Regions from separate parts of the Homo sapiens genome. Here region 1 is linked to region 2. The links are chromatin contacts, found by Hi-C or POLR2A ChIA-PET in ENCODE. All regions are on one chromosome and are shown on one strand. Each heading gives the region's core, a stretch centred on a gene start or an enhancer-like site at or near the end of the contact. The rest is flanking DNA. Distances are from core to core; before and after follow the strand shown.

What was found. Hi-C counts contacts between places; a loop is a spot of excess contacts on that map. ChIA-PET counts read pairs that join two places held with the same protein, here RNA polymerase II (POLR2A). Pooled maps may share reads with other maps.
Region 1: a loop to region 2 is called in a map of ascending aorta, with 2.3 times the contacts of the local background. The contact joins two enhancer-like sites. A Hi-C loop is called at or near these places in 4 of 168 maps with a recorded cell type or tissue (Calu3, OCI-LY7, PC-9 and 1 more) and 5 of 50 pooled maps. POLR2A ChIA-PET finds 5 or more read pairs at or near these places in 13 of 52 experiments (A549, AG04449, BJ and 9 more).

Annotation. Positions count from the first base shown.
Region 1 is chr3:187,211,401-187,214,381 of GRCh38, forward strand. No RefSeq gene overlaps it. Among named protein-coding and RNA genes, the nearest start is that of RTP1, 15 kb to the left of the region's middle. Within about 2 kb of position 1,516, at least 4 of the 41 ENCODE cell types and tissues checked have a DNase peak (open chromatin) inside an H3K27ac peak, as active enhancers do; they include ascending aorta, where a contact is called at or near this core.
Region 2 is chr3:187,172,497-187,175,540 of GRCh38, forward strand. No RefSeq gene overlaps it. Among named protein-coding and RNA genes, the nearest start is that of RTP1, 23 kb to the right of the region's middle. RefSeq lists an enhancer at 2,567-3,044. Within about 2 kb of position 1,397, at least 4 of the 41 ENCODE cell types and tissues checked have a DNase peak (open chromatin) inside an H3K27ac peak, as active enhancers do; they include ascending aorta, where a contact is called at or near this core.

The sequences.
Region 1 (2,981 bases), core at 266-2,765, 39 kb after region 2:
TACAGAATGTCGTAAAATATTCCCTATTTTCAAGATTCATTCATTTAATGGATGTTTATTGAGTGCATATTATGTGTCAGATATTTTTCTAGGCACTTGGGGATATGGCAGAGAAGAGCTACTAAATTGCTGTTATTGTGGATAGAGGAGCTAGACAATACACAATGTAAGTTGAGATGTGTGGTATATTAGATAGGGTTACATACTAAGAAGAAGAACAAAGTAGGCAAGGGAGATAGGAAAGGTAGGGAATGAAGTTACAATCTAAATTGGGTAGTGAGGGAAGGCCTTACTAAGAGGATGACACTGGGGGAAAAAAAAGATGAAGGAAACAAATAAGAGGAATGGCAGGTGCCAAGGCCCTGAGGCAGGAGCATCCTGAAATGTTCATACATGAGGAGGCTAATGTGTGCAGTAGGACCAGAGTGGTAACGGGGATCAGGTCACTGTCAGAACACTGGTTTTTAATCTGAATTAGATAGGAAGCCACTGGAGAAGTTGAGTGGCAGGGTGATGTTACCCAATTTACTGTCACCCAGTTGATAACAGACCATAGAGATACAAGAATGAAAGAGGAAATATTAGCCAGGAGGCTCCTGCAGTACTCCTTGCAAGAGGCTGTAGTGACCCGTTCCAGGGTGGTAGCAGCTGTGGTTGAGTCTGGATGTACTTTAAAGGTGGAGCTGAGAGGATTTGCTGGTGACTCAGATGTGCAGTATGAGAGAGAGAGGAGTCAAAGACGCCCCAAGATTTTTGGCCTGTGCAACTGGAAGAATGGAGTGTCTACTTTCTGAGATGAGGAAGGCCGTGAGGAACAAATTTTGGGGCAATATGAGGACCTCAGTTTTGGACATGGGCATTCTGTTAGACATTAAACATGAGAAATGCGAAGGTGGCAGTTGAAATATCACGCCTGTGGTTTAGAGGAGGTGCCCAAGCTAGAGATGAAATTGGAGAGCCATCAGCATTTAGGTGGTTTTAAATGTCATAAGCCTAGATGAGATTATTTAGGGAGTGAGGGTAGAGAGGAAAGAAAAGAGGCCAAAGAGCTGAGCCCAGGGAATCCCCATGTAGAGAGGTTGGAAAAATAAGGAGAAACTAACAGGGAGACTGTGGGGACTGAGGCACAGAGAGCAGGATTCCCTGGGGCTTTCAGAGCTTTGGGAGCAGAGTGAGGACTGGAATCCAGGCCTTCACAACCAGGTTCAGAGCTCTGTCTACTGGCCCAAGGCTCCTTCTCTCTCATGGCACCAGCTACTTCTCGTATTGGAATCTTGCTGATGTCCCTTGCATGGGACACATTGTTTCATCGAATCTGAGCAGGAGGTGGATTTTTGTCTCTATTTTTTTTTCAGTGCACTTGAAGTACTTCATAACTTTAAAATGCACTCAAATGAAAAGACTTGGTGGGAGGCCCAGACTGCTATCATGGATTTGGGCGTCAGACATGCAAACTCAGACCAAAGGGAGATGTTGTCAGAGTTGTTAAAAGAAGGATTCTGTTGTCTTGGATCCCACTGGCAGGCCTGGGCCACACATGAGCATTTAACTGGCAGGGATTAAATAAACCAGATGGTCCCAGGCGATGGGCAAGATGGGATAACGTCACAGGACAAATAGCCCAAGGGGAGAAGAGAGTCCTCACTTTCAAACTAGGTCAGCATCTTCTGAGACCACAGGCCTGGTCTACATCTACACTGTGACCTTCGGATCCCCAGGCTTGCTCTGGTTGGTGCTGGCCTGTTGGTATCCATTGGGGTATCATAACCTCTGACTTTGTAGAGGTCTCCTTTGGGACTGAAAGATGCTGGCAGGGAAGACATGTTTTTGCCCATGCTGATCTGTTTGTCATTCAGACACTCACCCTGGGTACCGTCCAGGCCCCACACACCTTCCCATTGTCATCACACTGCTTTATCCTAATACCCCATTCCTCAGAGAAGACTCCCTTGGTGGCTTTGTGATCTGCCTAGGTGTTGAAATGGTCCTGGTTCTTTTTCCTTATTATCAGAAGCTCATTGCTAGGAATTGAGCTTGTGTTTCTGCATTCAAATGACATTTTTCTTTTCTTCTTGAAAAAAAAAATGCCAACACAGGAAATTGTTGCAAAGGCACTGTTTGTCTCCTTCCCTCAAGTTCAGAGAACCCATGGCTTCCTTTCTATGGACAAGTGCTGGTACCAGTGGGTCACAGAAAGACCAGGGACCTGGGAAACGATTTCTGCTTTTGGGTTTTGGTTTCTGCCCTCTTTTCTCTCTACTTCTCTACTAATTCACTGTGAAGTGTTAACAGAGGTTGAGAATCTGTTAAAAGTGACTTCTCTAAGCCCAGCCCTAGGTTCTCAGAGCCCCCAGAAGGAGATTCCTCTCCTCCCTGTAAGCTGGCCTGCCTCGTTCAGGACCATTAGGTCTCTTGCCTAATGTACTGTAGCCATCTTGAGTCTCCCTCAGTTCACTGCATTTAATGCCTCATTTGAAAGGGAAAGCTGATCACATCTCTCTTTGGTTTAAAATCCTTAGATGGCTCCCTATTCCCAAAAGCAAGCTGTGTATTCAAGGCTTTTTATAATCCTGCACATAGAGATCTTCCCAAATGGTGTGATGTTCTTTCTCCCAAACTGTCTGTCTCTCTAGGGACTATATCATTCAGTTTTCCACAAATGCCTGGTGTCCTTTCATATCTCCGCTTTCTCATATGCTACTCCCCATTGCCTGGGATGCTCCTCCTCCTCTTGGTTTACTACTGCAAGGTAAAACAGTACCATTCTTTCCAGAAAACACTAGTGCAGAAAGGTCTTAGCAATGGTGTTGCTACTGAGAGTCACAAAATAGTTCTGGACCACGGGCTACAATATCAGGGAATCTATCTCATCTCTGTCTCTTGCTGGTTGAGTGACCTAAGTCAGAGGTTGCACACTGGTGGGAGAGCCTATAATAATGACTTTCAAATTGCATGTCCATTAGAATCACCTGTGGATCTTT
Region 2 (3,044 bases), core at 147-2,646:
TACCATAGGTAAGGTATGCCGTACAGTTTAGGTTGTTTCCAATTCCGACTGCTACAAACAACATAGTACTGAATAGCGATTTGTGTATATCATTTTCTGTTTTTGTCAACATATGTTAGGCATAAATTTCTAGACATAGGATTGCTGGGTCAAAGGGAAATGCATGTATTATTTTGTTAGATATTTTTGACTGTTTTAAAAATAGAACATATTATTATGTTGTATGCATCTTTGAAAGCTACTTTAAACTTTTTTATAAAAAGAACATTGGGGCATAAATTACTTTTAATATTTATTATAATAATAATATGAAGCACTAAGTAACATACATTTATAATTATATAAATATCTATCTTTTATAGGCATAAGACTCTGTTATAAAAATTAATATTCATCAGGGATTATCCACAAATTTCCCTTTTCCCCCCACTCCACCAAAGTGAATGCAATTGCTGGATGGACCTTTCCCCACTCTTCCACATGCTTTTCTCATCCCTCACTCCCTACATTTGTCATTGCTAGACCAGTCTCTACAGACTTTTGTAAGAATGGATCAAGAAGGATTTTATGGCAGGGAGAATGACCCAGGGAGAAAGTTGGAGGGATAGGAGGTGAGAAAAGTGGAGGCGAGGGAGGCTGAAGGTGAACAACATGGTGGAGAGGGGGAGGCAGCAAACGAAAGGTGCTGGGGGACACAGAAGGGAAGAAGTAGAGGGGAAGAGACATAGGAATATGAGAAGTGTTGCTACAACTTGTGAGTCTGATCCACTCTCATCTTCTTTTGGAAAAGCAAGTTAATAAAATTCTTCTATAATTGCTTTTCTGGCTCTTATACTGTGTATCTTGAACATGACACCACATAGAGACTGATCTATATGGACTGTGACTTCCATAGGGCATCAAGTCTTCATAATGAAAACACCTGAGAGTTTACAGATAATACAATACTGAGATTTAAGTTGGCTGTTGGTGTGAAATAAGTTATGTATGAATTAATATAAATGCTGTAGCCTGTGTACTAACTGAAGCCCACCCATATCCCTATAATGTAGGTATGCCTCTTTCTAATTATAAGCAGACCTACAAGGCAAGACTGAGTCACACCAGATGTCCACTTACATCTTAATGCTTGAGTCCAAGTCTTCTGGCATAAAATTATATAGATCACAGGCAAAATATCTAAAAAAGAAGAAAAAAACCCATAGCAACAGAAAGTAAAATCTGATTGTTAGCAAAGCCAATGCATTAGCTAAACAGAATAGTCCGGGGCATCAAAATGTTAGCAAGCATGGCTGCCCTCTAAGGAGAAACTGAGGTCAGGTTGCCCCAGATCAAAGCCCGAGGAGAAGACAGATCCTGCCGTGCACAGAATTCATTCACTGGAAAGAAGCCTTCTGGGCCAAGTCCCTGATGGCGTTGAGAGCTGACTGGAAATGCATTCCCTGAGAGAAGGGTTTTGTAATCCTTGATTTAGTTTATTTCAGTCTGTGGAAAACCTTGTTGCTGAATTCAGGATTCTTTCTTCCAGAGAAGATTTGGGCTTGTGTTTGCAACAGCCTTGGACAGCTACAGACCTGCAATTCCTTTAATCCCTTTCCTTGTGTCAGGCATAATCCGGGAACCTGAGTTGATTCTGCTCTCCCTCTGCTCAAAGTCCAGCTCTGGATTGTTGTGTTGATATTAGCATTTGCCCTGAGGGCAGCTCCCTCTTTTCCTGCTCACTGCTGTGGTTTCACCTCAAGGTTTTAAGAGTAAATGTAAAATTTCCATATATTTATCTCCTTTATCCTCATAAGAACCCTGGGAGATAGCAATAATTACCTGCCTCCCTCCAGCAGCCAAAAGAGGGAATAAGGCGTTAGAGGATACCAACTCCTTGAAAGTTACAGGCCCAGTTAAGTGGTGGAGTCAGCTTTGTCTGCCTCACTCCAAAGTGAAAGTTTTTGTTTTTTTTTTTTGACAGAGTCTTGCTCTGTTGCCTTGGCTGGAGTGCAGTGGCGCGATCTTGGCTCACTGCAACCTCCACCTGCCGGGTTCAAGCCATTCTCCTGCCTCAGTTATGGCCTTCAAAAAGCCACTTTACTGTTTCTCCTCATTTCAGTCCAGACTCCGGGCTGCCAACCGTCTCTTTTTAAAACATGGGAATGTACCATCATTCTAACCATCCTTGATATTCCATCTCTACTTCCCACCGAAATGCGTAAAAGCACATTTTTTTTTTTTTTTAAGAGATGGAGTCTCGCTCTGTCACCCAGGCTGGAGTGCAGTGGCCTGATCTCGACTCACTGCAACCTCCACCTCCCGGGTTCTAGCAATTCTTCTGCCTCAGCCTCCCGAGTAGCTGGGATTACAGGTGCATGCCACCACGCCTGGCTAACTTTTTGTATTTTAGTAGAGACGGGGTTTCAGCATGTTGCCCAGGCTGGTCTCGAACTCCTGAGCTTAGGCAATCCACCTGCCTTGGCCTCCCAAAGTGCTAGGATTACAGGCATGAGCTACCACACCAGGCCGTAAAAACACATTTTGCCACAGCATTGAGAATTAAAGATGGCAACAGACCACTTGCCAATGTCTGGAAAAATTCTCACTAAGTGAGACATGGAGGAGCTTCGAATGACAAACTTTCGGGCGATAACACTCACTTTGACCTGTGAAACAAAATGGCAAGGCTGGTCATGACGATGTCAAATAGCAGATTTGACACTCCCCTCCCCCTATTCCTCTCTCTAGGCCATGCCATCCCCGGTTTCTAACTCGCCACAACCACTGAACAAAGCAGTTGTCTGGGGTGGGAGGAAAACAGCAGTAGGGTCTGTCAGTTTCCTCCCAGCATGAGATGTAAAAACAGCCTAGGCATGGCTGAGTGTGGTGGCTCACGCCTGTAATCCCAGCACTTTGGGAGGCCGAGGTGGGTGGATCACCTGAGGTCAGGAGTTCGAAACCAGCCTGACCAACATGGTGAAACCCTGTCTCTACTAAGAATACAAAAATCAGCTGAACATAGTTTTCACGCGCATCTGTGTGAAGAGACCACCAAACAGGCT